Regions from separate parts of the Mus musculus genome. Here region 2 is linked to region 1. Evidence: chromatin loops called from intact Hi-C (ENCODE). Cell type or tissue: gastrocnemius. All regions are shown on one strand. Each heading gives the region's core, and the rest is flanking DNA. Links, peaks and the distances in the headings are about the cores only.

Region 1 (14,932 bases), core at 2,553-10,552:
GGTTGAGGCTTCTGGTCTCCTGCCGTGTGCAGAGCCCTACACTATGGCTAGCTTCAGTGACTGCGTTTGCCTTCGCATCTTTCTTCTCTGCACAGGCTACATGTGGGCTTAATTAAACCATGTCTCACCCTTGCCTGATTTTTTTGAATTTGTTAGCTGCTCAAAAGGTGTCCCACCTCCTGGGGATCAATGTGACCGACTTCACCAGAGGCATCCTCACCCCACGCATCAAGGTGGGCAGAGACTATGTGCAGAAGGCGCAGACTAAAGAGCAGGTATGTTGTTGTCTGTCTCTCTCTCTCTCTCTCTCTCTCTCTCTCTCTCTGTGTGTGTGTGTGTGTCACATGGCCTGGGTGTTTCCTGGGAAGATGTTCCTGCAGCTGTGCAGTGTGAGACTGTTTTGGGCTGCCCGCTGTGTGGGAATTGTTGACTAGCGCTCCTATCCAGAGCTCAGCGCTGCAAAGACCCAAGGCTGAGGGACACGCCCAGGTCCACCTTTGGCAAGTGCTGCCTTTAGGCTGCTAGGTGCTCAAGATGCTGCTGCACTCTGCCTTGCTTAAAACGAGGCCTCACTGTTTCTGTGCCGTGGTTCCTGGTACCAGCAGTGGCCCCATCATCTTTGGAACTCAGGCCAAGTAGCTGTTTCTCTACCACCTGCTGCCTTGCTACAAGTGCTGAGAGACAAGCAGGGTCTTTACCATCTGCCAAGCAAGTGCTCTTGTCATTCCTGGGCCTGCTGCCCTCGAAGGCCAGACTTCCTCCTCCTTTGGCTTTGTCCATGGCTCTGGTCATGGGGTTTTATGGGGCGCCAGCTCTTGGAAGATGGCATGATCAAGGCTCTTCCTAAAGGATCCCACTGGATAGCTGGGAGCCTGTGGCTGCTCCTGATAAGGGCCATGGCAGAAAAGACAAGAATGTTTTTTTTCAAAAGCCAGTGTTCCTAATTGCTGCCAACTGTTCATGTCTATAACAATTAACAAGACAGTTTGATGCCCCCCCCCCCAATAAAAATGCTAAAAACACTTCAGAAAATACAACAAAGTCAGAACAAGCAACAGTGTTTATTTATTGTCTTACCCATGAGGATTATTATTTCCTGCAGACTCTTTTTCCCTTTAACTTCGTTTCAATTCTGGCTTTTTATTATGGAGCTTTAGAAACATGAAAAACAATAGAATGGCCCTTTTGTGCCTGTCCCAAGGAACTTGAGCAGATCTCCAGTCTTGGTCAGTCTTTCCCCTCCTCATCTGTGTCATTTCGAAGCAAGCCTTGGGATGTTACCTCTTTTTACTTTATGCAACTGTTGTTTTAACAAAGGTCTTTGCAGATATCTGGGTTCACTGTGCTGTGGGGCATGGGGCATTCCAGCTGTTGTCATCGTACAGAACGTCAGTGAGGATCTAGAATGCCTTCCCCATCTTCCATGCCTAGGCTGTCTCTGGGGAAAGCTTCACAGTGAAGTCACTGGGGCAGAGGCACACAGATTTCAGACTTTGTATCTAACCTTCATGTCCCCGGATGTCGTTCCTAGGCTGACTTTGCCATTGAGGCCTTGGCCAAGGCTACCTATGAGCGGATGTTCCGCTGGCTGGTGCTTCGCATCAACAAAGCTCTGGACAAGACCAAGAGGCAGGGCGCCTCATTTATCGGGATCCTGGACATCGCTGGCTTTGAGATCTTTGATGTAAGCTGTGGCCTTCACACTCCCAGGCTTCCCCCTCGGCTTCTTGGTTGGCATCTCCTTGAGTCCCGAGTCTTGTTTTGGTCAGGGTCCCGTGGCTGCTCACACTGGCAATCTTGTTTGCATCGGAACCCTGTTGGTGTGCGTTAAACCCCCCAGGCGCGTGCCCACGGCCAGCCGACAGGTTTAGAGGGGCTGGCCTTTGAGGTCAAGCTCCTGGAGATTTCATGGGCAGATGCTGCCTGACTGCTAGTTTTCCCAGCCAGAGTTTGCACTTTGAGGCTACACATTGTTCCTGTTCGTGAAGGCTTTGAGGTGCAGTAGGAAGAGCTGGCGAGAGCCTACATCTGCAGCTCACAGGAGGACCTCAGAGAACCCAGGAGCTCACTGAAGAGTTGTAACTTTTCCCCTTGTGGCTTGAGTATAGCACGCTGCCATGGTGGTATCAGCAGAGTCACAGAGATCTGTTGCTGTCACTCTCATTCATCTGTGTGTCTTTGGAGAGGAAGCCCGCAGCTAATCCTTGTTCACGAGGAGCACAGATGTATTTCCACGTCCTGGTGCTTGATTAACGTAGTCAACAAAGCACTTTCCTTGCTCAGCCACTTTGTTTATCTCATAACACAATCCTGAGCAGGGCTTTGTCAGCCTGCTAGAGAGCACAGCTGTCCACAGAGGGCAGAGCCTTCCTGCTGTGGAGTAGGGCACAAGTATGGCAGATCTCTGGCCGCCTGCTGCCTACAGGCAGTGCTTGGAGGTGTCACAGCGAACCTTCCCTGCGCTCTCCTTCCCCGTGGTCCTGGATCCTTGCTTGGAAGGAGGGACCTCTCTGATGCCTTTTTCCTCCTGCAGCTGAACTCCTTCGAGCAGCTGTGCATCAACTACACCAACGAGAAGCTGCAGCAGCTGTTCAACCACACCATGTTCATCCTGGAGCAGGAGGAGTACCAGCGAGAGGGCATCGAGTGGAACTTCATCGACTTCGGCCTGGACCTGCAGCCCTGCATCGACCTCATTGAGAAGCCGGTAAGAGCCGCACTGGTCTAGCTGGCGCCTCGCTCCTCTCTGCAGTGCGTGCTCTACACCTGCAGTCCCGTGCTGGCTGTGGGTGTCTGGTCTTCTGCTGTCTAGAGAGCTCATAGCCCAGACCCTCGTCAGAGTCGCCCTAATTGAATGGGGGTGTGACTGGGGCCCGAACACTCTATTTTCCTTAGATCCAGCAGGTGCTGACCAGTTTGTCTTAAAAGGAACGGCATGCTTTTGTGAAGTAAGATTTCCCCCCCCTACCCCTACTGCTATAGCACAGCACTGTGCAGCCATTCACATAAAACCCAGCCTTAATCTGCTTGGAGCCAACACAGCCACACAGCACTTATTCCATGGCCTTGACTGTTGAGGTGGCTGGGGCTAGAAGAAGCCTTCCTCCTCCTTAAATCTGAGCATATTTATAGCTCTTGCTAGATGGAGTTCAAGGCACTCGGTTTGGGCTTTTGGGTTTGTGCACTGTATTGAAGCCTGACCTGTTTCCATCTCTGAGTCAACTCCTGAGTGCAGTTGGATGATCTGGTTGTAATACCCCAGACATTGAGTCACATAGAAAGATTCTCAGAAGGCCCAGGAGAAAGTCTGAGCACTTTGAAACACTGTCAGTGACAGTGGGACATGGAACATGTACTTTGATGCTGACCTTTCAAGGTCTTGTTTTTGTTCTTAATTGAATCTCTAGTTGTCAGGACCTTGTCTGGCTCCAAAGTGTCAGACTGAGCAACCATCTCTTAGAAGTTCAGTGTCCAGGAGACTATAGGGTCTCTGGGGCTCTGTCCTCTCCTCTTCTCTTTTAGGCCTCCTGTCTCCTCATTAAGCAGTGGTGTAGTCACAGTGTGAGGGCCAGGGCTTAGGGAGGGGGGCCTTTAGTCCAAGGACAGCAGCCTCTGAGCATCCTGGCACTAGACACTTCGGGGTGTGGCCGTGGAGCTGTGCATTTTGTCAGTCTCACTGGCTTCACTAGTGACTGTCACTGCTGAAGACCCGCTACAGTGCATCGTCTCTCAGTGGAAGCCCAGACTCCAGAGGCGTCTTAAAACAGAGTTCTTAATGCAGTTCCTGATCTCAGTGACAGTTTTTCCCTTTTGGAGAATGCCCATCCTCTGTGTGAGAATTATGAGGATTTGCGCACCTGGATCCTCCCGTGGGTGGGCGTAGCTCTATACCCTGCTCACCCTGTGCCCTTGCTGCCCTTCCTCCAGGCGGGTCCCCCAGGCATCCTGGCCCTGCTAGATGAGGAGTGCTGGTTTCCTAAGGCCACTGACAAGAGCTTCGTGGAGAAGGTGGTGCAGGAGCAGGGCACCCACCCCAAGTTCCAGAAGCCCAAGCAACTGAAGGACAAGGCTGATTTCTGCATTATCCACTATGCCGGCAAGGTGAGGCGGCCAGAGAAGGGTGGAGGTGTGGCCCAGGCAGAGGTCTTAATGTGTGGTAGAGTAGCAAGGCTGCACCCGGCTTTCAGAGCCCCTTCACCCAGGCCTAGCTCTGGTGTTGGAAGCTTGAAGACTATGGTTGGGTGTCAGGGCTGTGGTGTTGTATGTTTTAGGGGTGGAGGGGCTGGAGCTGTAATCTGGAGCTGAAACGAGACCCTGATACTTAGGAGCTGAGTGACTTTGGGGCAAGGTGCTTAGTCTCTTTGAGCTTCTGTCTCCCGATCTGGGAGCAGAGACGAGAGAGCTCCTGTTCTTCAGGGTGAGGCGCCTTGGCTTTTAGCAGCCGATTCTCTTTATTGTGCCTGTGCTTCTGCAGTGTTGAGAACACCCTAGGCTTCTCCCACAGAATTCCGACTGTCGCACCCTCCCACACTGTCTCCAGACATTGCCAGTCGTGTTCTATCACCGGGGGAAGGGAGCTGTCCCTGCTGTAGATAGCAGCTATTGTCGTGGGGCTACACAGCTGGTGTGTGGTAGTGCTGCGCTCAGCCTAACTTAGCCTATGCTAAGATGGAAGCTGCTCTCTGCTCGGCAGTCTCTGCTCTCCGCAGTCTTCAGTACTAGCTGGGGCGCACCGTTTGGACGGTTGGCACCTCTTCAGTGGTGACCTCGAGCCTTTTCCATGCTCCCCTGGCATGTGTTGTTTGGCCTCTTCTGTGAGGTCCGTGTGCTTCCTTAGGCTGCTGAAGCAACTCTCTTAAAATGCCCCAGAAAAATGCAGTAAAACCAAAGCACTGTTTACACAGCTGCCCTCGGAAGGCTTCCTGGCCTTCGGTCCCTCCTGCCTCCCAGCAGTGCCCAGCCACCAGCACAGAAGCTCACAGAATGCTGCTACTGCATGGTGCATCCCATGGACGGTGGGGCACTGCCTGCCACCCAGGGTCTGACCAATGAAAATAGCTGTGTTCCTGCATCTGTTCCCTAGGGCGTTGGGGGCGGGGGGTGAAGTGCTCAGCATCTTATAGCATGTGTGTGCTGATCTTAGGACAAAGGGAGCTCCATCCTGTTCCTCAGAGGCAGCCGCTGCCCTGTGGGCTAGAGGGAGGGAGGCCAAGGTGCCTGCTGCTCTGCCTGTATGAGGCTCGGGGATCCTCTACAATGGAAGTAGGACTTGTGTTGTTGAGAATGTACTTGGAAAGGTTAGAGCAATGCATGCAGTTCTAGGAAACGTGGGTGTTCCGAAAAGACAAGAGAAAGCAGAAATAACGTTAGTTAACAGGAGTGTAGTCTGTGATGGACATCAAAAGGACTTTTGCTTGTGTTCTTACTACTTTAAAGACAACAGCATTCTGTGGCTAGCTGTGACATCATTCCCTCAGCTGTACCATGTCAGCTTGTGTTGTTCTTAATGGCCGGCTTCCATTTGCAGCCCCTCTGAGAGTGTCTTGTTGCCTCTGTCCCTTGTCACTTGATTCTTGGGGATGGCTGTACCAGGTCAGAGGTTGTTCACACCAGGGCTCTCCGTGTCCCTTTAGCAGTTTTGAGAGTCTGTGTCCCCAGAGCAACTCATGGCCGGTCTCTGCCTCTTGCAGGTGGACTATAAAGCTGACGAGTGGCTGATGAAGAACATGGACCCCTTGAACGACAACATCGCCACGCTGCTTCACCAGTCCTCAGACAAGTTTGTCTCTGAGCTGTGGAAGGATGGTACGCCTGCCCTTTGCCCTCCAGCCCTGCCTCACACTGGGCCTGTCCTCCTCCCAGTCTGCACAGGACCCAGCCACCATACAAAGGACCATGACACTGGTCAGGTGTCTTTTGTCCTTTGTGACGCTCACAAGGAAGACCTGTCTGAATTGAAAGGGACAGTTTGCCCCAAGCGGCACCCTAGGCATCTCCTCCTGGCTAGAGGCTCCGTAGGCTTGGCTGGCTCTCTGGCCAGGTGGCCAGGCCCCTTCCGCAGGTAGCCCCAGCCATAACCACGCGGGCCTGCAGCCCCCAAGCGTCCCTGCACTTCTGCCTCTCTCTCCTCCTCAGGAGGCTGGCTGCCTTGAAGCTGTTCTTTTTCTGCCTCTCATTTTCCCCTCTCCTCCGCCTGGGTCTTGCTTTAACCTCTCTGTTGCAGAGATGCAGAGCACTCAGAGAGCCTATTTCTATCGCCGCTTTCCCATTCTCCACCTAGAATCAGGTGACTGGCTGCCTGCCTGCACTGGGGTGTCGTGTGTGGCGTACCCAGGGCTGTGCACGTTTTGCACGTGTCTGTCGTACTTTCCTCACCCATGACTCCTCCTGCCTGGCTGTGCCTGTTCCCTGTGCTACCCGGGGTTCCTGTCCTCAGTATGTCTGGCACAGGCCTCCACTAGAAAGCCATGCTTCTGAAGGACTGGGTTGGGATGTTGGAAGTTTTACATATAGGAAAAAAAAAACCCTGCTTCCTTAGAGCTCCCCCTAGAGGCCGTGTCTTCTGTTTGCACAGCTGTGTGTCTTGCCTGAGGTTCAGGTGCAGTGTGTGCTACTTTGTGTCTAGCTGAAGGGTAGCTGTATGGTCCTTCAACAGTTAATCTTCAGAGAGCACTAGCCCTGTAGGTCAGCAGCAGGAGACATACAGGGACCAGTCGCCATGGGGCCACATTCCCCTAATCTAGGACTCAAGTGTTTCCTCCAGCCACATACCCCCAGGCTTTGGAGGCCAGTCTATGTAACTGGCCCCATGACGGAGTACTGAAGTCAGAGCTGCCTTCAGACTTAATACTAGCCCTTGCTCTAAGCTGATACCCGTGGCTGGTGCTTGGATTTGGTTGGCTTGCTTTTGTTGTTAGCTTGGAGAAACTGTTCACTGCTGCAGGGTGTGGACTATACAGATACGAGCCATGCCTTGTAGGGTTGGTCTAGAGGGTAAAGACCTATGGGCAGCAGCCACGTACCATGTAATACTGTGAAATGTTCCAGGAAGACCCTTAGGAATACTTTGGGTAGCACTGGGTTTTCAGAATTGTTTCTAACGCTCCCATGGATTGCCCCAGTACCTGCTTTAGAGGTTTCTGCTGGGGGGTGGGGGGGACCTACACAATGAGTCCTCTGATCCTGTCTATGATGACAGAGCATATCTGGACATCCCATTGCTTGGCTCCTAGGCCAGTGCTTTTAAGAAAAGGTCACTGTGAACTCAGATACTATTTTTTTTTAACCTAGAACCACAGGAATCTATATGTGCTAAGCCAGGTTTTAAGGCAGAGCCGAGCTCAGGGAAACCTCCCAGTTCTAAACACATTTCCAACTTCATTGGTTCACCTTGGGGCATCAGCCCTGGAGGGCCTTCCCAGGCTGGCTAGAGTAGGGGACATGAGCACATCTACCTTGACAATGCACTAGAGATGTGCCTCTGTGCTTTGCTGTCGTCTCCCTTGCCTCCTCCCCAGGTCAGATCTGTTTTATCCAGAGACCCTTGTACGTCTCAGCTCAGGGCAGAAGGGTCCTGCAGCTCCATACAGACTCTCCTCTTTGTCTTGATGTGCGTCTCTCTTGTGCCCCTGACCCCTCAGTGTGGCAGTGGTACTCACAAGCTATATGTTCTTCACAGTGGATCGGATCATTGGCTTGGACCAAGTGGCTGGAATGTCCGAGACAGCACTACCTGGTGCCTTCAAGACCCGGAAGGGCATGTTCCGTACTGTCGGACAGCTGTACAAGGAGCAGCTGGCCAAGCTCATGGCCACGTTGAGGAATACCAACCCCAACTTCGTGCGCTGCATCATTCCCAACCATGAGAAGAAGGTGCGGATGCTTGGCTGCACCCCTGGCAGCAGGGCTCCTTAGCTCCTGGGTACCACAGTGAGACTGTCTCCATGTGCTTTCCTCTCCAGGCCGGCAAACTGGACCCGCACTTGGTGCTGGACCAGCTGCGCTGCAATGGCGTCCTTGAGGGCATCCGGATCTGCCGCCAGGGCTTTCCCAACAGGGTGGTCTTCCAGGAGTTCCGGCAGAGGTGAGCTGACCTGGGCCGTGGCCCAAGCTACATGTAGAGTAAGCCTCGGGGGCCTGTTTGCTGAAGGGACCTTCAGCCAGGGCTGTGTTGGCATGTATGACGAACAGGGTCTCTGCACCCTTCCTCTGCCCTGTCGGGGATGATGGTTCTTAGTTCTGGTACCACTGCTGTCTCACTGACTTTAGCAAGGCAACTTAAAGAAGGAGAGGTTTATTTGGGGCTTATAGTTTCAGAGTAAGAATCACTGTCATGGCAGGAAGTGTGATGGCAGGCCTGTACTGGAGTTGGAAGCTGAGAGCTCACATCTCTAACTGTAACAGAAAGCAGAACAAACTCAAAATGGCACCAAGTCTTTATTTAAGTTCTCAAAACCCATGTCCAGTGACACACTTCCTAAGCCTTCCAGACAGGGCCACCAAACGGGACCTTAAATTCAACTGCCTGAGAATCGATCCAACACAACCACTGGCATGAGGAGAGTTGCCCCATCTTGTCACTGGAAGGACAAGATTGTCATTGTTCGGGGTTTCATTTAGAGGGCTGATGACGGGCGGGTGCAAAGGGAGCCACCAGATACATGGTCGCTGAAGGGACTTAGGGAGCAGGGTTGGCAGGTGCTGCGGCTTCCTGCTGTCTCTGCAGGGGCTCGTGCCTTGGGCTTAGTCATCTGTCTAGTTGCTCTTGAGTGCTGAATGCTGATGCTGCCATGGTGCTGCTGTCTATTCATGGCTGAAATGTGGTGTCCAGGGAACCTATGAGCATGCCTGTCCCTCGGTCCCAGATGAGGACTCTGTGCTTAGCAGGGAACAAACAGGCACGGCCCGCAGCTTACTCCTGTGTCTGAAGTGTGCCAGGTCCTCGCCAAGCTCACTCCCCTGTAGCCGTTTAGCCAGGGAAGGAGCAGGGTGTGGCTGGGGTGGGAGTCCCATCTTTGGGAGACTCAGTGAACAGCACTGCAGCCCTGCTCAAGGGTGGCCTTGGGTTCTGGTTAAGGTGTAGTCCATGCAGAAGTGAAGTGTGGGTAGAGTGACCAACGTCTCTCCTCCCCCAGGTATGAGATCCTCACCCCCAACTCCATCCCGAAGGGCTTCATGGATGGCAAGCAAGCGTGTGTGCTCATGGTGAGTCCTGCTGCAGCTCCCCGGGGTGGGCACCTTCGCGTGGCCAGTGGTCATTTGGACCTGCAGGTGCCCGTGCTGTGTGGTCTCTGCTTGTGCTTAGGTTCTGATTTTCCTTAGTGCCCTGAGAGGCTGCCCTCAAAGGCATCGGGTAGTCAGGGATATGTTGGAACCAGGACAAACCCCAAGGACCAGGCCAAAGGAGATAGGACTCTGACAGGAGCTGCTCTGGTCTATTGGGGAACAATCCCAATGCTTTCTTGACCTTTTTCCTTTGGCCGTGTACTCAGTGCGTCCATAAGCAGCTGGCTTACAGCCAGGGCTGAGTGGTCCAGGGGCCGAACCAACATTTGTACTTTCCCTGCCTACACCCTTCGCCCTGCCCTGGCTTGATGAGCAGTGCACAGTCTGGGTTTTGGTCTAATCAGCAATGGTCCCAGTGCACCATAGCCACACTTGGGGGCTCAGTCCCACCCTGAGCCCTTTCCTGTGTTTCTTATGCATCTTTTTATTCCGGGCCTGGCCTCTTTGAGTAGCCATTGCTTGCTGTTTCAAGAGTCATGAAAGCAGGGCTGCTGATATGAAGAGTTGGAAGAAAAAAGACTCAATACTTACGTTTAGTGGTTGGGAGATGGGGATGGGGAAGGTCGTAGGGCAGGGGGATGCTGTCTGCTGTCCAGATGCTCGTCAGCCAGTGTGGAGAGGCCAGGGTTGGGGGAAGTCTCCCCTGCAGTCTGGATTACCTTTTCTCCACAGACTTAGCCACTTTCTTGTGGGGTGGCCTATGTGCCTTTCACAGGGATCAGAATTCTCTCCCTGACTCTTCAGGAAAGATGCGTATGGCTATTCCTAGGTCTTGTCACATTGTTAGAGAACTAGGGACAGGCAGGTGACAGGCCCACACCCATCCCTACTTTTCTGACTTTCCACCAGAACTTCTTGACAGACAGCAATTTAGGAACAAGTGTCTTCCAGAACCCATGTAGAATACTCATTGACAGTGCCTGTGGGCCCTTATTCTAAATCCCTCCCAGACTGACAGGCTGGCTAGCTGGCTGGCGCACATATCTGTCTGTGTTAGTTACTTTCTCATTGCTGGGACCATGTACTTGACAAAAGGCAACTTCAGGGAAGAGAGGGATCATTTTGACTCAAATTTTGAGGGTAGAGCCTATCATGATGGAGAAGAGGGCATGGTTGGAAGGCAGGGAGGCAGCTGATCCCATGGCGTCTTCACCGGGCAGGAGAAATGAGCGGCACTCAGCTGCTTTCTCCTTTTGCCCATTTTATTCAGTTCAGGACCCCAGTCTATAGGATGGTGGCACCTATCCCTCCTCAGGCAATCTTTGGAACCTTCTTAGCACAGGTACTCAAGAGACATGTCTCCTGGATGGTTTTTAAATCCAGTCAGTTGACAACGGAGAACACCCTGTGTGGGCTATCCAAGGAGTGCAACTGCCCTGGCTGGAGTTACCCACGTTTGTCATGATGACTAAAACTTTCTTGGGGCTCACTGGGTGCTTGGGCTCTGTGCTGAGTGCTCTGACATTCTCTTCGGTGGTGCCCATGGCCCTACTGGGAAAGAGGCCCTGTTAATTTGCTTTGTGTCTGCTCTTCTTTTTAAACTAAAGCATCACTCCCACATAGTTGACGGAAGTGGCCTCAAGAGAGGGCTAAGCCAGGGTCTCCAGGAGGTGTTGGGTCCTGAGGCCCATGCAGGCCCTTACTTTAATTTTGATGCCAGCGAGCTTGAGCTGCTTCCCAGTGGAGGACATCCTGATGGAGCATTTGTGGAGTATGACTCCAGGTGCAGAGGCAGGAAGTGGACAGGGTCTCTGAAGAGTCCCGTGTTTCTTTGACAGTCTGCTTTGTCACCTTGCTCTGTGTTTCGCCTACTCTCAGTGTCCCCGAGACCCAAGCCCTCTGGTCCAGGGGCAGAAGGCTCCCTCAGGAGGTGCAGCCACTCTTTGAGACCCCCCTGGGGTAACTGGGCTGAGGCAAGTCCTGGCCATTTCTCCTGGTGTGCAGAGTGGTGCAGTCAGTGGTCTGCTTTCCTCCCTCTAGATCAAAGCCTTGGAGCTTGACAGCAACCTGTACCGCATCGGCCAGAGCAAAGTGTTCTTCCGGGCAGGAGTGCTAGCCCACCTGGAGGAAGAGCGGGACCTGAAGATCACCGATGTCATCATTGGCTTCCAGGCCTGCTGCAGGGGCTACCTGGCCAGGAAGTACGTTGCAGGGACCCTTACCCCACACACCTCACCTGTGTCCCTGCTGCTGAGGGCAGTATAGTCAGCTGTGGTTGAAGGCCTCTGGGGCCTCGTGGAACCTGACTGGCCCAGGGTCTTGTGGTCCCTCTGCCTCCTGAATTTCTCAATGGGCAGAAATGGCTATTTATGAAGGAGTCTAGTGGGAGTCAGTCAACTGAGTTTTGACTGTCCCAAGTGTCTGCTTATTTTATCCTCCCTTGTCAGCATGTGGGGATGACACCCAGGCCTGTCCCTGCCTGTCATGCTCCATGGACACCCTGAGCTCACAGTGTAAGATCAGCATGTTTAGCTTTCCCTGCTGCAGCAGGCAGACGTGCTCCCGGACAGTCCCAGTGAGGACAGTCCCAGTGTGAGCTCTGAGCCCTGGAAGTGAGCATGAGCTGTGGTGTCGGGAGAAAGGGAGCCCCTCCCCCCACACCTTACCACCCACTTCCCAGCCTATCAGCTGCCGATGCTGTCCACCAGGCAGGGAGGAGGCAGGGCTGGAGAGCCCACGTCCCCTGGGCACAGACGGAAATCATGACCAAGACCACAGTTAGATCTTGCACTAAGTTCTTGTAGATCACTGGTTCTTATAGGTCCTTTATGCCTGAAAGTACCTCAGTGCAGGGCAGTGGCTGGGTGACCTGAGCCCTGTTATTCATGTGTGTTGAGTGACTCGTGAGCCAGGGTTGCCGGTATGTGCTTTCCTCATCCCTGAGTTGCTGACTGTGCCTTCCTCTCCAGGGCCTTTGCCAAGAGGCAGCAACAGCTGACCGCCATGAAGGTCCTACAGAGGAACTGTGCTGCGTACCTCAGGCTGCGCAACTGGCAGTGGTGGAGGCTCTTCACCAAGGTGGGTTTGCCACAGGCAGCTCAACCTCCTCTCGCTCGAGTTGGGCTTGTTGCCCACATCACAAGCCTTTCCTGTAGCTCCATAGGGCTCAGCAGTGTGAACCTAACCTGGTCCTGTCCAAGTGTCGGCCAGCACCACCACTTGTTTGCTGTGGATGCCAGTGTCTGGGTTGGGCCAAACTAGAGAGCAGCTCTTGTAGGTAGGGGCTTGCCTTACCTACACATTGTCCTCTTGTGGTGCCCCATGGCAGCCAGCTGCTCAGAACATCCACTCAATACCCCCAGTCTTTAAAAGTACCCTTTGCAAGCTGCGTGTGGTGGCACATGCCTTAATCTCAGCCCTCAGGAGGCAGAGGCAGGCAGGCAGATCTCTGTCTACATAGTGAATAAGGACAGCTACATAGAGATCCTGTCTCAAAAAAATTCCTTTGCAACTTGTTCTGTCAATTTTAGTTTATAATATATAACATATGTTAAATACCAAAAAAGCATTAGAAAGACCCTAAAACTAAATCACGGGCCCTTCACTCTGAACCAATGCCATGATCTCTCTGCATTTCTCACTCGCAGTGAGTCTCAGCTATGTAAACTGTACGCACTCTTACATAGCCAAGCTTCGACTTGTGTACATAGTCTTGTATCTTGCACTTTGTATTTAGAATTCCTATCAGCGTCAGTTTTTAGGAACTGTTCCCTAGGGGCTAGATGGCTCACCCCTAAGTCTTGGGCCTATAAACAGCGCTGTCACGGGCATCTTTATGCACGCGTAGACGTGGTTTCCGTGCAGCGTAATTAAGCGAATCAGAGGCCTGTTGCATGTTGTACCAGACTGACTTCTAGGAAGGCTGTACCTGCTTGTACCCCCTCCCCAGGTAGCAGGTCGTCTCTAGAGCTTGCATTCCAGAGGTGAGGGAGCTTCTAGGGGTGGGCCAACTCTGCCTGTGTCTCCTCTCCCAGGTCAAGCCCCTGTTGAACTCAATAAGACATGAGGATGAGCTGTTAGCCAAGGAGGCGGAACTGACAAAGGTTCGAGAGAAACATCTGGCTGCAGAGAACAGGCTGACAGAGATGGAGACGATGCAGTCTCAGGTAGGTGTCAGTCTCCACCCATCAATCCCAGCTGCGCTCAGTGCTGCCCCCTGCTGGTCACCGTCAGGCCGGCTAGCTTACTGCTTAGAAAACCTTTGCAGTCAAGTCCAGTGGGAGAGCAGTTGTCAGCCGGGAGCCTGAGCCATAAGCACCCACCCTGGAGCTACTTGAGGGGTACACACCAGCTCTGTTGCTGTGACAGTGTGCCTAAGATAAGTCACTTAAAAGGGCTGAAGAGACTCAGCCTGTGGTCAGGCCCCTGCTGAGGCCGAGTGCCACGACAGAGAGTGGCGGAGCAGAGCGGCTCACTTCTTTGTGCTAAGGAAGCAGAGGGAAAGAAGGGGCCAGGACTCCAATATTCCCTGCAATGATGTGTGCCAGTGGCCTCTGCTCTACAGCTCTCAGCAGCTAACAGTGCCAGCCACTGGCAAACAAGCCTTTCGTGCCAGCCTCGGGGGACATTTCTTATCTGGACTACAAGGAGGCCGCAGGGAACTTAGCCTTTGCACGTGTTCTTTGCAGCTCATGGCAGAGAAGCTGCAGCTTCAGGAGCAGCTGCAGGCGGAGACAGAGCTGTGTGCCGAGGCTGAGGAGCTCCGGGCCCGTCTGACAGCGAAGAAGCAGGAGCTGGAGGAGATCTGCCATGACCTGGAGGCCAGGGTGGAGGAGGAGGAGGAGCGCTGCCAGTACCTGCAGGCCGAGAAGAAGAAGATGCAGCAGAACATCCAGGTACCCCTGCTCCTGCCGGGCAGGGCGGGCACAGTGTGGGCAGCCAGGGGCACAAGATAGGCACACAGGTTCAGTTACCACATCAGCCTTCTTTGTCCACCTGTTTGCGACAATCACTCAGTGTCCACGGCTCACATCTCCGTGAGCGCTACCCATTGAACGTTGAGGCCACTGAGTTTCTCTCTCTGGTCCTTCCTCCATCAGCCTTGGCACAGGCCTCTTTGTGGCACCCTGGGAACACTGTTGAGACTATGTCAGTCATGTGCCCCAGTTCACATGCTGGTTTCCTGAAGAGGGATCAGACGTGTGTGTGTGTGTGTGTGTGTGTGTGTGTGTGTGTGTGTGTCCTCCGTCCTTCTCACGTCTCCTCTCCCTTTAGGAACTTGAGGAGCAGTTGGAGGAGGAGGAGAGCGCCCGGCAGAAGCTGCAGCTTGAGAAGGTGACCACCGAGGCCAAGCTGAAGAAACTGGAGGAGGACCAGATCATCATGGAGGACCAGAACTGCAAACTGGCCAAGGTGGGGCCTGCTGTGCATGCAGTCATGGAGAGGGTGGGCAGAGCAGGGCCAAGACCTGCCTACCTGCCCGATCCCCCGCGGTGCCGTGGCTCTGTCCAGCAGCACAGTCCTCCCGGGCACACAGGCCCCTGGGCACCAGCACCATGTGCAGAGGACTTTTCTCATGAATGAGGAGGTTGCGGCAGGGGCTTGCCGTTTTTCCTTGGCAAAGGTCTTTACCAGCTTTTAGGATTGAGGAAACTCCAGATGGCAGCCTCTTAGTAGGGCCAGGGGTGGGGCTGCTTGTCCTTTCCCT
Region 2 (14,932 bases), core at 3,268-11,267, 130 kb before region 1:
AAGCCAAGGCAGGTGCGCTGTGACCAGTAAGTGACGTGTCTGCTGTTGTTCTGGAGCTCTTCAAAGGTCTCGGGGCTTTGCGCTCGTGGCTCTGTTGATCCACAGACACCCTCAGGAAGTGGATTATGTGACCACTAGGTCCTCCTGTGTCATTGTTCTTTTGAGATAGGGTTTCATATCATGCAGGCTGTCCTTGAACTCCGGATACTCTTGCTTCAGCCATTCGAGCGTTAGAGTTATAGGAGTGTCCACCATATTTGACTACAAGCCATCCTCTCAGGTCTTCCTGCCCTGTCCACCTCACTGGCTTCCAGCCATTGCTTTATGAGCCTTGGCATGTGTGATCGAGTTAAGGGGACAGAAGGGGACACCCGTGTCCCCAGGTGTCCCTTGTTCTGTTGCGAGATGATCATTTTACCCTGAAATGAAAAGTTGTCTGAAAAGAGACACACTGCAGGTTGTTCTGAGGGAGTGGCCAGGACGGGGAAAGTGTCACATTCCAGAGCCTCTGACCTGAATTGTGAGTGAAGGGTGCAGAGAAGAAGAGAGCTGGACACCAAGTCCTGAAGGAGCCAGAATGGTGCCTTAAGTCTCACTACAAAAACAAGGAAGACAGGAAGGGATTGGCCTGTGTGTGTGGGCATCCTTTGCCTGACGTGCAGGAAGTGGCAGCAGACTACACTGAGCTTGGGTCTGGAGAGATAGCTCAGCAGTTAAGAGCACTGACTCGTGTTCAGGGGACCTTGGTTCAATCCCCAGCACCCACATGGCTGTTCACAAACATCCGTAACACCAGCCCCAGGGGATATGGCTCTCTTCAAGCCTCCCCTAGTGTAGCATCCCCAAGGTGTATTTGACATGACATACAGACAAAGCACCCACATAAAGGGGAAATTTCAAAACAAAACACACTCTGACCGCACCAAAGAGCATTCAGGAAAGTTGAGGGGTGGGAGAGATGGCGCAGTGGTTAAGAGCACTGGCTGCTCTTCTGGAGGACGTGGATTCAATTCAATCACTCCAGTCCCAGAGGCTCAGACGCCCTCTTCTGGCCTTTGTTGGCAAAATTCCCATACCCATAAACTTTTTTGAAGTTTAAATAAGTAAAAATATTCACATACAGCCAGGCTGTGGTAACTCATACCTCTAATTCTAGCACTCAGGAGGCAGAGGCAAATAGGTCTCTGAGAGTTCAAGGCCAGCTTGGTCTATAGAGCAACAGGCCGAGCTACACAGGGGAACCCTGTGTTGAAAAACAAACAAACAAAACATTAAAATAAACAATATCAAAGTTAAAAAACAAGTTTGCAATTTTCTTTTTTTTTTTTCTTTTGAAAAAGGGCTTTGAGTGTCTGAGGGGCAAGTGGCAGACACATGAGGCTTTTCAGGGCAGTGAGGGCTGAGCCCTCTCTGAAGTCCCCAGCCACAGGACAAAGTAAAGGCCGCAGCATGTTCCAGCCACAGTGTTTACAGCCTCGGGCAGCAAGTGGAACTTAGCCCGAGGGACATGGTCCACTCGGTGCTTTCAAGTATGGGCTCCCAGTTCAGAGGCCTTAGCAGTCACGGACACACACTTTGGCTTCCAGTGTTCAGATTTTTGGCTTGGGGACAATCAGCCAATGACGTCTGTGTAAAGTCCAAATTCTGATGGATGCTGTGGAGAGAGGAAATGCGGGGAGGGGAGGGGTGGAGGAGGTCTTTCGTTTTCCTTTTTTTTTTTTGTTCTTTGATTTGGCCTTTTGAGGGAAAATCTTTTGAAGCTCAGGTTGGCCTTGGCGTCACCACCTAAGAATGGCCTTGCATCTCTGATCTTCTGCCACCTTCTAAGGGCAGTGCTTACAGGCACGCACCTTCACATCTTTCAGAGGACTCTCGTCTCAGAGGAAGTAACGTGAGAACAGAGACCTGAATGGAGCAGCGAGTGAAGCTTACGTGTCTCAGGAAAGAGCCCCTAGGCAGGGCAGACAGAGGCCCTGGGCTGGCCACAGACCGTGGGGGTGGGGGTGGGGGTGGTGCAGTCTCCTGTGGGCCCTGGACCACCACCGCAGTTGAAGAAAGAGAGGTTCTTTGTGGCTATGGCTGGGGGAAAGGAAGAGCAGGGTTGGGAGGCCCAGTGTCTGGGAGAGCAGAACAGACTGGAACAGGAGCTTCTGGGCGCCGACAGTGACACTCTGTCAGGGCCGAGGTCACACCTGGCTGCCTGGGGACCAGCTCTGCTTCACAGACATGTTTGGTCTGGCTCTGGAGAGTTTTAAAGAAAAGGAAATGTGGTTGCAGAGATTTAAAACTCAGGACTTGTGCGAGCCAGGCATGGTGGTACATGTCTGTAAAGCCAAGCCGGACATAAAGTCAGCCTGGGGAGAGATAGCAAGACCTTTTCCCCCCAAAAGAAGTTTATGGAAACTCCACCTCTCTTGAAACCCCAAGGCCAGGGTGAAACTTTCCCACCCTCTGGAGTGGAGAGGCTGAGAGGAGGGGCAAGCTTTTGTTCAGAGTTCAGACACACAGGCTTAATTAACCAGGTTTACCTCCTCAAAAGCATCAGGAGACCCATCCTCTGACCAGAGCCCATGGCAGGAAACGGGGGTGGACAGTGTGGGTAAAGTTGCCCATCCCTTGAGCTGGACGGAGAGCGGGATGATGAGTCGAAGGGAGGAAAGCGGGATGATGAGTCGAAGGGAGGAAATAAGGCTGCCTGGGGCAGAAGATAGGAAGTGCATGCTGGGAAGACAGGGCTTCCTATAAGTGCTGCTGATGTAAGGTCATCCTTGAGACTTTATATATAGCACAGGTCACTCTGGGCCTTGGGTAGAGGGAGTTGCTGCTTTTTTTTTAAAGATTTATTTATTTATTTATTATATGTAAGTACACTGTAGCTGTCTTCAGACACTCCAGAAGAGGGCATCAGATCTCATTACGGGTGGTTGTGAGCCACCATGTGGTTGCTGGGATTTGAACTTCGGACCTTCAGAAGAGCAGTCGGGTGCTCTTACCCACTGAGCCATCTCACCAGCCCGAGTTGCTGCTTTTTAAGCCCTCCCACCCATTCATTGCTCAGTCAGTGGGGGTGGGGGGTGGGGGAAAGGGCCTTCAACCTTTGAGACACCCTTGGCTTTCCCCAGCTTACCCATTCACACCCAAGGCCCTAGCAGGTGTGAATGTTTGGCCTTCTGTTAAGAACTCAGGGCTGGAGCCACACAGGGACATGGGGCATGGGTCAACCTACAATTTCCAGGCCACCTCCCAGGACCTCCAGGTGCTCCCACGATGGCCTCAGCATTAGCATCAGCATCATGTGTTTGGCAGAAAGCTGCAGGCCAGCCACCCATGTGCCAGAGCTTGGGAACTAGTACCACGCAAAGCAGACTTCCACCAGCAGGGGTCCCGTGGATCCCAGGGGTAACTGGAGTTCCCAGCACTGGAACTCCTCCTCCTCCTCCTCCATTCCAGTGAACCCAGGATGGGATGAGTGGGCAGCCTGTGATGAAGAAGGGGGAGGGGTCCTTTGGGACCTCTGCCTGCCCACTGTCTACACAGTGCCCGGGGTTATACAGAAAGGCCCCTGCGCCAGCTTGCATCTCTTCCTCTCGGCCTCCTTGTTTTGTCAAGCCCTGAGCTGGGGGCCACTGAGGTCCCATGAATCCCAACAGGGTTATCCTGTCTCTTCTTTGCCCTCCCTTCCCTTGTACCTAGCCTTTCTAAAGAGAAGCCAAGAAGGAAGTTGCCACCAAGTGATCCCCAGCCCCCTGGGATGACTCCTACTCTTCCAGATGTGCAGGCAAGCTTGTCAGAATTGCTCACAGCAGTTCTCAGAGCCAGCTCTTTCCCAAGCCCTCCTGACCCCTCATCCGTCCTCCACTGGACTGGACTGAAGGAGGAGGAAGGAAAGTCCTCGGGGTTCCCCGACAGCCCCCACTCCTATTCTGCATAGTCTCATCTTGGGGAGCCCAAGGCTTTCACTCTGTCTCTCTCCTGACCACCGAGACCTTGCCAGTTGCTGGGGGACAAGTAGGGAGGGAGCAGTTGTTTTTCCTTTTTACTCTCTCAGCCTTGCACTTGAAGGTATGATCCTTTCGTGCAGGAAAACAAGCGGAGATTCCTGTAACCTGATCACTGTTGCTCCTATGGCTCGTCTGAAACTTTTATTTATTATTATTTCTTCTTCTCTTCCTCCTCTTTTTTTTTTTTTTTTTTTTGAGAAGAGAGGGGTGGGGTTTGTCATGTCCTGTGTGATCCATCCAGACTGGACCCAAGCCCAGAAGCAGATACCACCACTCCTAGCTTAAGTTGGGATGAACCTGAGGGCTTTGCTGGGTACATGGTTATGCTACCAATCCATGTCCACAGCCTGGTTTGTCTTTTTGTTTTGGTTGTTTTTCCTTTTTACTATGTATACCCCTATAGACAAATCGCTAACTAGTTTAAAACTATGTGCTATTTTAATCCTTCCTACTTCCCCTGTTTGAAAATAAGTGCCTCTCAAAGCTGAGCGTGGCCTGTATGTGTGTAGGGTCAGAGGACAACTTGAGGCCTTGGTTCTCTCCATTATGTGGGTTTCAGTGATAGGGCTCAGGCTGTCTGGCTTTGTGATGAGTGCTTCTACCTACCCCGTGACCTCCCTGGTCTTCCTGGAATATTTGTCCTTTCTTTTCCTTCCCATGTTTCAGATGTGCATAATGCGTGGCTATGCTTGTGTGGAGTCTATGTGCACACTCCCGTGCATCCATGTAGAGGCCCCAGGTAGACGCTGGAAATCACCCTCATCACCTGTGCATGGAGGAAGGTCTCTAACCCAGGGCTTGCTAGCCAGATCGCTGTAAGGATCCTTTGTCTCTGCCCTCTGAGGCTGAATCAACAAACAGGGAGGCCACCACACCTACCATTTATGGAATTCTCAAAGAGCAAACTCTGGGACTGAGGGCGTATGCCAAAAGTCCCGGGTTTCTTCCTGAAGAGGGGGAAATAAAAAGAAGACTATGACCCAAGAGTTTCAGGAAGGATGTAAATTTGTCATTCCTAAATGGCTGTGTGTACAGACGTGTGTGCGCGTGCGTGCGTGCGTGTGTGTGTGTGTGTGTGTGTGTGTGTGTGTGTGTGTGTGTGTAGTAGGTGCCTGGGCACATGCAGCCTTAAAGGTGCTGTTGGTATGTTCCTTGTTTGCTCTCCAGTTTATTTATTGAGGCAGGGTCTCTCAGTTGAGCCCAGAGCTCACGGATCAGCTAGCCTGGGTGCTGCAGGGTTTTCTCTGCATCTGGAGTGCTGGGAATGTAGGTGGTCACCATACCCACCCAATATTCCGTGGGTGTTAGGATCCAAACTCTGGTCTTCATAGCTGCATGGCGCCCGAGCTGTCTCTCCAGCCCCATTCTGCACGGTTTTAGGATGACACGCACGAGTCTGTTCTCTCCTTCAGCTGTGTGGGACCAGTGACTTGAAGTCAGGCCATCAGGCGTGGTTGGTGCCTTTACCCACTAAGCCATTTTTTCAACCCTGCTTTGTTAGTTAAATAATGGTCTTGGGTTTTTCAAGACAGGGTTTCTCTATGTCCTAGCTGCTCTGGAACTGACTCTATAGACCAGGCTGGCTTTGAACTTAAGAGATCTCTGTGCCTCTGCCTCCTGAGCTCTGGGATTAAAGGTGGCATGCCTGACAATAATGGGTTTCCTGAGAACGCTCTTATATTCGCTTTTACAAGATCTTTGATTTGACATTTTTCATTTAAAGCATGGTGTCGTTGGATGCTTCTCTGAATTGCCTTTACCCTGCTGAGGTCTCCTTTCCCTCTGCCTCTTACCCTTTACTCTCCGGCAGAAGCAAAACCAAACAACAGACTGTGTTTCCTGTTTGGAATCCCTGCTTAACTTTCTGAGTCCTCTTAAAATTGGTGCTTTGAGCCCCAGTCTTCTCGTATCTAAAATAATGGCATGGGAGGGTTAGGATGTCGTTTTTGCGGTGACAGCACCCACGTGCAAAAATAATAAAAATGAACCAACCTAGGCGTCCGCATTCTATGTGCTTGCTTATGTGTATGTAGTTAGGATCTTCCATGGCATTTAAAACATCCTCCGCACTGTGCTCCTCAGCCACAGAGGTCACCAGCTTCCTGTGGTACCTGCTGTCCTGACCTTTAATGGTCTCCTAGCAGAGTTGCTAGCGGGTATGTTAGGGTGAGACCCGAGATATTGCAGGATTCCTGTTGTCCTGCCAGAAGTGCGAAGGTGTGTCTCATCAGTGTCTCTGTGTTCCCAACACTTTTAAGATTTATTTATTATATGTAAGTACACTGTTGCTGTCTTCAGACACACCAGAAGAGGGCATCAGATCTCATTACGGATGGTTGTGAGCCATCGTGTGGTTGCTGGGATTTGAACTCAGGACCTTCGGAAGGGCAGTCAGTGCTCTTAACCACTGAGACAAGGGCTATGTACAAGGGTCCATGTATTGTTGCGGATGGCCTGTCCTAAGCCCCGAGCCTCCGTGATTGCACAGCAGAAGCCTTGGCCTCCTGTCGTCGCCCAGATGCCCTCTAGAAACGGTGCTCTGGAGCCCGCAGCTGCACGTGCTGCTCAGGCTTAGGAGGAAGCCCTCGATGAGTAGTGACCAGGCCTCAAATGTCATGGACACTAGCCTGGTCTATGTGTGTCCCAGCACACTCAGAGGTTTGCACACACAGCACAACCGTCGTGGAGGGAAACTCCATCCACTCCGAATGTCTCAAAGGGAGAGGAGAGGCCTGCTTAGGCAAGCCAAAAGGACCGGACAAAGGGAAGCTCCTTGTTTTGTTTTAGGGTTTGGGATGGAACCCAGGCCCCATGCCTACTAGGCAAGCACTCTACCATCGAGCCACACCACCAACCCTAAGCTACATCTTAAAAATGGAATATTTAGCCGGGTGTGGTGGCACACATCTTTAATCCCAGCACTCGGGAGGAAGAGGCAGGCAGATTTCTGAGTCAGGACTATACAGAGAAACCCTGTCTCAAAAAAAAAAAAAAAAAAAAAAAAAAAACCCGGAATATTTATTTTAAAGGGATAGAATGTTTCAGCCAAGTTAAAAGCTAGTGGTTGAGCTTGCATCCCTTTAAGTTGCCAGCTCCCGGGTGTTGCAGCTCATTCACCAGCCACTAGATGGCGCACGAACACACTTAACAGGGTTTCCTGGTGCCTCTTTTGCTGGTCCCTGCCTTTTCCTGGAGATACTGCAAGCCTGATGCTGGGCTGTTAATGCCACCACCTGTGCCAGAGTCTGACAAGAACAAGAGCCCGCAGGAAGGCTGTGACTGGGGACACTCATGGTCAGCCCAGTTCCTGGTGCTGGCACATACCCTGTGCCACTCACATCACCACATCACCCTCAGGACCAGAGATACAAAAAAAAAAAAAAAATCAAATCAAATCAAATCAAGGACTGTGTCCTCCGTGCTGTGCTTTTCTCATTAGGACCTGTCACATGACAGGCAAGGACTGTAGGATGGGGCCAAGTGGCCTTCACTTCTCTCTTCAGCCCACTCTGATCATCATCTCCGTCTGGCCTCTGAGATGACTCACCCCACAGCCCTCAGGCTGTGTGAAGACCTGGTGGGTTTCTGTGCACCACTCTTGTTGCTTTCTAGTTAACTTGTATGTAAGCTAGGTCCCCGTTCATCTTACTCTGTGTATACAGGTTCTCAAAATACCAAGCTCTGGGCAGCCCACCGTGCCAGGATTTCTTTTTTTCTTTTTTAAGATTTATTTATCTTTATTTATATGAGTACCCTGTAGCTGTCTTCAGACACACCAGAAGAGGGCATCGAATCCCATTACAGATGGTTGTGAGGCACTATGTGGTTGCTGGGAATTGAACTCAGGACCTCTGGAAGAGCAGACAGTGCTCTTAACCACTGAGCCATCTCTCCAGCCCCAGGATTTCAATATACGTGAAATCCTCACATACATTTCGTGTAATCTGTCTGAGTCTCCAGAGCTGTGGAAGCAGTACCTCACGGAGCAAGAGCGCCCCTTTCCCTCTGCCAGCCCGAATTAAAGCCTCTGATCACATAGGACTGTCCCCATCCACTCTGTGCATAACCGTTAGCTGTAGCCCACCAAGGTGGTCCTGGGCAGGTCAAGCTCCACCATACCCACAGTGTGCCCTGCGCCCTGTGCCATCCTAGCATGTGTCTCTTGGCATTCCTGTATTCAACTGAAAACATTGTCGGTGTCTCCACAAGCCGAGACTTGAGGTACTAAAGGGCTTACCAGGTTCCCCCGGGGTAGGAGTGAGGTTGGGCCGCCCAGTCCTGGAGCTGGCATCCCCGACCCCTGAGCTCTGTCTCAAGCATTCAAGGTAAACCATGCATGGCCAGGACCCAGAAAGAGGCCGTGAGGCGCTCGGGAAGCAGCCTGGCCCACAGCACACACACACACACACACACACACACACACACACACACACACACACACACCACTGGACCAGCGAGTCGGTCCTATGGTCCAGGGAAGAGGAGGATGCTGGGAACTTGCAGTAGAAGAAGCTCTAATGGATGGGTCTCCTCCAAGCAAAGACCCCACTTCCTTTGGCCCTTCCTGTGACCTTGGCCTTCTCCACAGAGGCTTAGGGAAGATACACAAGAGACAGTCAACTCCAAGTGATTGACCCTGTGATTCCCTCACCCAGGTGTCAGCTGTGCCTACCGTGCTAGCCATCAAGAACGGGGACGTGGTGGACAAGTTTGTGGGGATCAAGGACGAGGACCAGCTAGAAGCCTTCCTGAAGAAGCTGATTGGCTGACGAGCAGAGAGGAGGCCTGACTACCCTTGCCTGCTGGAAGTCTGTTTTGGGGAGAAGCCTAGTAGAACTCCCAGCCCTCAGCTGTCATCCTTCCTGCCCTGCCCCTCTGTTTTATCCTGGTGGGTCTTGCCTGTGACAGCAGACCCTCCAAACCTAAGAGCCACCAGCACTTCAGAGCCAGCCCTCAGCCCGGGTGGCCTGGAGAGGGCCAGTGCTGCCACTGGTGTGGGGGTCATTCTTGTGCACCCCCTACTGTGTGCTCCTCTTGTGCACCTACTGTGTGCTTCTTCCGGGGCTTGTTGCCATTCCCCTAGATGCTGGAGAAAGCCTGGGCCAGCCTGTAGCCTGACCGCACTAGTGGTCGCCCAGTCCCCATCTCTGTGGCCCTCTGAAGCCCCAGCCCCCATGCATCAGCCTCTGGCACATTTCCTCTCCTGCCTCTGCTTGAAAAGGAAACCAGAAGCCGAACAAGTGAGAGTAATGTATAATTCTCTCATTTTTTTGTAGGTCTCTAATAAAGAACTTTATGTGGTCCTTCTACCTCTTGCTGTGAAGAACAGAGCCCACCCCATAGCCTAAATCTGTCCCTTCTATTCCTTGTCCCCTCCCTGAGTTAGCTGGGCCTTGGTTCTGGGTCCCTGAGCAGGAGGAGGAGCTGTGAACAAGTCAGACCAATAAAACCAGGTTTGCACTGCCACTGGCTGCTGTTCTGTGGGCACTGAGCACTTGGGATGGACGGGTATTCCCGGGCCCACCACTGTCCCCAGCTCCTCTTGGGTTCTTCACCCCTCTCATGATTTGTGTTCCCACTCTTCATGGCTCTTGGTCTGGGTGTGCCATCATAGACATCCTCTCTAAGGTCCAGAGGTGGTTGTGCTGTTTCCCAAAATGCAGACAAGGGCTTAAGGAGTGCAGCTGGGCTCTAGCCAAAGGGGTTGTCTCAGAGACCTGGATTCCCTCAGCCTTTTGGGACCTTCTGCCTGGACTGGTTTCTGGCCCCTCCTGGCTGGGTGGCACTTCTTCCCATGTATGCCCACAGGAAGGTCTAGTCTTTGGGACCGGACCCTCCACCCATCCTGTTCCCTCTCCAGCTCCCTTGTCTATAGAGTGCCAAGCTGCCCAACCAAGAAAGCCCAGCCCGTCGCTCTCCCAGGGGTAAGGGGACACTGTCACTTGATGATGCCTGTTTTCAGCAAGTCCCCAGTCCTTGATGGCAGAGGGCTCTCATGCCCCCTGAACTGTGTTTGCAGCGTCCTTTGGTGTGTGCAGCCCTCGCAATGACATATATTTTTCTATTATCACTCTCTGAGAGATGGGCATCCACCTGAGGACAAATGAAAAGGCTTGGTGAAACAGAATGGGGCAGAGGATGGAGGTCCAAAAGCCTTCAGGTCTGGGAGAAAGCTGGCCTAGCAACTGTTCTGCGGAGACCACAAGCAAGGTGAACGACAGCCTTTGGTCAGGGGAGCCCCTCCTGAGTACCAGGTGTGGTCAGTGTCTTCATTCGCAGTAGACTCCAAGAAGTACATTAGGGTCAGAGGTTACAGAGCATGGCCAAGGCCATGAGGCTCACCCCAGTGGCCAGGCATTTGTCTTCTGTGCCCTCCTGATGTTTCGAGACAGTCTCATGTACACCTAGCTAGCCTTGAGCTAAGGATGACCTTGAACTCCTGATCACCCCCCCCACCCCGGAGTTTTAGGGTTACAGGCATGTACTACCAACCCTAGTTTTATGCAATGCTGGGGATTGAACCCAGGTCTTCATACAGGATAAGCAAGGATTCTACCAACGGAACTATATCCCTAGCCCCCATTACTATATAAAATGTAGGGCGGGTGAGATGGCTCAGCAGTTAAGAACACTGACTGCTCTTCTGAAGGTCCTGAGTTCAAATCCCAGCAACCACATGGTGGCTCACAACCATCTGTAATGAGATCTGACATCCTCTTCTGGTGTGTCTGAAGATATCTACAGTGTACTTAGACATAATAATAATAAAAAACTATATAAAATGTATAGCTTTCATGTCACAAGTCAAGAAGGAGCGTGGGCCTGTTTTACAGAAGACTGACCCAGCTGAGTTGAGTAACTTCGGATACTCCGAAAGGAAGAGGGTGTGGCCAAAACTCAGAGTCTGCCCTACTGTACCCCACTGCCACCCCTTAAAAGGTCCCGTTCGCCAGGCACTTTAACATACATTACCTCATTTGATTCCACTCCGATGAGGCAAGGATCGTTTCCGTATATAAGCAAAGGATCCAGTTCAGAGACATGGACCTGCCCAAAGTCACATCTCAAAACTGACTGGCTGATGATACAAACCCAAGTGGGAGTATGACTCCTAGAGGGATGTGGAGGGCCTGGCCGAGGGCAGGAACCAAGTTACTCCTCCTTAAAAGGTGCTTCCACGGGCAAGGTGAGCCCGGGACGAGAGACACAGCTGTCCCACGTTGGCAGCCTTCGCCGGTGATGATCCATGAGTCACCAGCTATGAGCACAGAGTACACTAGGTGAGCTACCTAACTCTGGGTGCTGACCTCACCACGGTGGCCTCAGAGCACCCATGGGGCTTCAGGGTTATGGATCTGGGAGTGGGCAACCCAGGTGCAGTGTGGAGAAAAACAAGTCACTTTTCACTTTGCTTATTGACTTGAGATAAGAGTCTTAGCCTAGAACTCAAGGTGGTCCCCCTACCTCCCCTGAGTGCTAGAATTACAAGTATACACCACCATGCTTGATGTTACTACTGAAGGCCTTTTATCACCAGGTGGGAAGCCTGTGAGAGACAAAGGACCACAGGCTCCCCTGCACACCGAGCCAGGGACTGCCTGCCTGCCTGCCTGTGGCTGCTGAGGCTGGCCCAGGGGGCCGGAAGCAGAGATGGAAGCATCTTTACCTACTTCCCGCAACTAGACCCTGCAGGCAAGCAGGAGCCTCCCTTAGTCACAGGAGATTGAGCACAGAGGGAGGGGGCTGCAGGAAATGCAGAGACTGCATTCCCCAGGGAAGGCCAGCCACCAGGAACCTTGGCATTTAGCAGAGGTCACAAACAGACTCCTCTTACTGCATGTCTGTAAATGGGAACCTGACCTCGCACACGTTCAGCAGCGCGTACTCTACCCTTGAGTCCCAGTTAACTAAGTACCTTCTAGTGTTCAGTACTGAAAGGAGACTGGCTGTGCTAACTAGAAGCTTGCATTCCTAAGACCCCAGAGGAGGCTGTTTGTCACCCCTGTGCTGGTGTTGGAGCACACGGGCAGCTTTCGGATACCATCCAACCTCCCTTCTGAGTGCACAGGGAAGGATAGACTAGGACTGAATCCCAGCGCTCTGACTCTGTATCCCAGTGGCTGTCAGAGAGGTGAGTGTAGAGGTCACTGCGTTTCCATGGGAATGGCCTCCAGGCCCAGACCTGGAAGGTTCAAAGGATGTTGACAATGTCTCTCCATAGTCGCTCTTACCAGAAGCCTCTGCCTGGCCAGGGGATCAGGGACCTACTCACCCCCTGCCGTGGCTACCAGGGGACAGCTTTCCCAGAAAGTGAAGGCTGTTTTGGCCAGGCTGCGGAAATTCCTGTCCTGTGGGCCCTGGACAGGCAGGGTCCAGAGAACAATGTCAGGGCCATGTCCTCATTGGACAGGATGCTAGGCAGCAAGCAAGGCTTCCAGGCATTCTACTGTGGTTCCTCACCAATGCCTAGAGCACCAGAGCACCGGCTATTAGCCAAATAGGAATATCACCTCCAACAGGTCACTCCTCCGCAGTGCAGGAAGAACCAGGTCCTGATCAAATCCTTCCCTTGTACCTACTACGTGCACACAGCCTTAGGTCAGCCCACTGACTGTGAGATGATGAGTCTTGCATCAGAAAAATGGAGGTGCTGACAATGGCCTGCACCCTCTGAGTGATGTGGCCAGTGCCATCTTACCCAGTCCTCACAATATCCTCCTACACCATGATGTGCATGGATGGTATTGCCATTTTACAGATACTCACCAGACAGATTGCTTTCCCTGTGGAGCAAGGCTCTCACCATGCTGTGACCCAAATCCACCCCTGTAAATTGGGGTTCATAACAGTGCTGATTAAGGATCTGGGTAGGATTAGGGGACATGGCAGATTTAAATACTCGGTCACTCAGCAAGAGCTTAAGAAGTGTTAGGTATTAAGAAAAATAGAATAAAATAGAGAAAAAAAAGATAGATGATAGATTGATAGAAAGGTAGGTAGATGGTAGGTGGAGAGAAAGAGAAGAAGGAGAAGGAGGAGGAGGAGGAGAAGGAGGAGAAGTTAGGTAAACCTTCCTCTCCCTGGCTCTCCCTGGCTCTCCCTGCTCCATGCCTAGCCCAGGCTACTGGTCTTCCATTGGACTTTGCGTCCTCCCTGATCTCTGACACAGCCTCCTCTGCCCTGAACTCCAGCAGCCCCGGAGAGCCAGAGGTGACCTCACCCCTGGAGAATGCTTAGTGGAATTCACCCTGAGTCCTTAATTTGCCACACCTCCCCCCAGCTCTGATTGCCTTCTGTTGACACCCAGCAGGAGTGTCTGGGAGGTGGGTCAGGGCCCTACCTGCAGCCAGTCTACTGGGTAAACACAGCTAAGTGGTTGTCTCCTCTGGCCCACTGCCTTCCTCCACCTCCTATGGGTCTCTTGATGCCCACAGGGCCAAGCTTCACTTCTGTATCTTAACATACCCATCTGAGCTCACAGCTTCTGTTCCTGTTTCATACATGCAGAGACCCTGACCCAGGGAAGTGGTGTGGTGTGTGAGTGACTCCCTGGGCTTCCTGCTGCAAATTAGAAAACGCTAGCACTAGAAAAATGGCACAATGATAGTGCACCTCTTTAATCCCAGGACTTGGGAGGCAGAGAGAGGCAGGAGAATCTCTGAGTTTGAAGCCAGCTAGCCTACAAAGTTCCAGGAGAGCCAGGGCTCCATAGAGAAACCCTGTCTTGAAAAATCAAAAAAGGGTCAGGCAGTAGTGGTGCACGCCTTTAATTCCAGCACTTGGGAGGCAGAGGTAGGTGGATTTCTGAGTTTGAGGCCAGCCTGGTTACAGAGTGAGTTCCAAGACAGCCAGGGCTACACAGAGAAACCCTGTCTCAAAAAAAAAAAAAAAAAAAAAAAAAGAAAAGAAAAGAAAAGAAAGAAAAAGAAAAGAAAAATCAAAAAAGAAAAAAAGAAAGAAGGAAAGGAAAAGGAAGAAAGGAGGAAGAGAGAGGGAGGGAGGAAGAAACCATGCTCCCAGGAGAAATGGGAACCAACTGGGGTCCTACCCAAGAAGGCAGGCTGGATGGTACCTCAAAGTCCCATTCCCCTGCTCCCAACTTACCCCCTCCCTCACTACCAGTGGTCCATCTCTGAAAGGAGCTGGACCCCTCCTCCTGATTGGCAATTGACCTGAGCAGGTTGTTGCTGCGTTAGAATGGTAGCACATGTGCGGTTAGCTATACAGTAAACCCCTGGGAAAGGCTCTGTCCTCCTGGGTATGAGGCATACGTCATCCTGTGTCACTATGGCTAAACCCCACACACAGGGCACGAGGCAGGCTGGAGGGACAGAGTGTTTGCTTCAGGAGCAGCCTCAGTTGCTTCTGAGGTCTGTGTCCTTGGCCAGTATATGACTGCTTTCTTGCTATGACTTCATGTGGATATTTCCCCCCTGTGCATAGGTACACCTCTATTGCTTTTTTTTTTTTTTTTTTTTTTAAAAGCATTTCTTTTTCATTTTTGTGTTTTGTTTTGGGTTTTTTGTTTTGTATTTTTAAAAATTAGATTTATTTATTCTATGTATGTGAATACACTGTAGCTGTCTTCAAACATACCAGAAGAGGGCGTCAGATCCCTTTACAGATGGTTGTGAGCCACCATGTGGTTGCTGGGAATTGAACTCAGGACCTCTGGAGGAGCAGTCAGTGCTCTTAACCACTGAGCCATCTCTCCAGCCCCTTGTATTTGTTCTTAAACAGGATCTGACTATGCGGCTGTCCTGGAACTTGCTTTGTGGCAGGTCTTTAACTCACAGAGATCTTCCTGCCTCGATTTCCCAAGTATTAGAATTAATGGCATGCATAAGCTTGCTTGCTCTCTCTCTCTCTCTCTCTCTCTCTCTTCTTTCTTTCTTTTTTTCTAGATTTGTCTAGATTTGTTTGTTTATTTA

The links. A loop is a pair of places that touch in the nucleus more often than their neighbours do. Peaks named below come from ENCODE experiments on the same cell type or tissue, not always from the same donor. Only the 100,000 strongest peaks of a DNase experiment are listed, where the experiment ranks them.
Region 2: it touches region 1 in a loop (5-fold over the local background); 38 of 42 quality-filtered maps call a loop at or near these places.

The regions. Positions count from the first base shown.
Region 1 is chr15:77,774,262-77,789,193 of GRCm38, reverse strand. It overlaps Myh9 (myosin, heavy polypeptide 9, non-muscle), which reads left to right. Exons shown (of 41, transcript NM_022410.3): 11 at 157-275; 12 at 1,532-1,684; 13 at 2,534-2,707; 14 at 3,928-4,101; 15 at 5,691-5,805; 16 at 7,679-7,872; 17 at 7,962-8,083; 18 at 9,135-9,204; 19 at 11,266-11,426; 20 at 12,195-12,303; 21 at 13,260-13,391; 22 at 13,914-14,120; 23 at 14,500-14,637. Among named protein-coding and RNA genes, the nearest start is that of Apol8, 26 kb to the right of the region's middle. In gastrocnemius, for the core only: a CTCF peak has its summit at 6,559 (motif pointing left); no DNase peak of the experiment used is centred there; H3K27ac peaks cover 233 bases.
Region 2 is chr15:77,909,582-77,924,513 of GRCm38, reverse strand. It overlaps Txn2 (thioredoxin 2), which reads left to right. Exons shown (of 4, transcript NM_019913.5): 4 at 8,657-9,463. The coding sequence ends at 8,770. Among named protein-coding and RNA genes, the nearest start is that of Txn2, 12 kb to the left of the region's middle. In gastrocnemius, for the core only: CTCF peaks have their summits at 3,372 and 7,134 (motif pointing right); DNase peaks (open chromatin) are centred at 3,376 and 7,132; H3K27ac peaks cover 7,401 bases.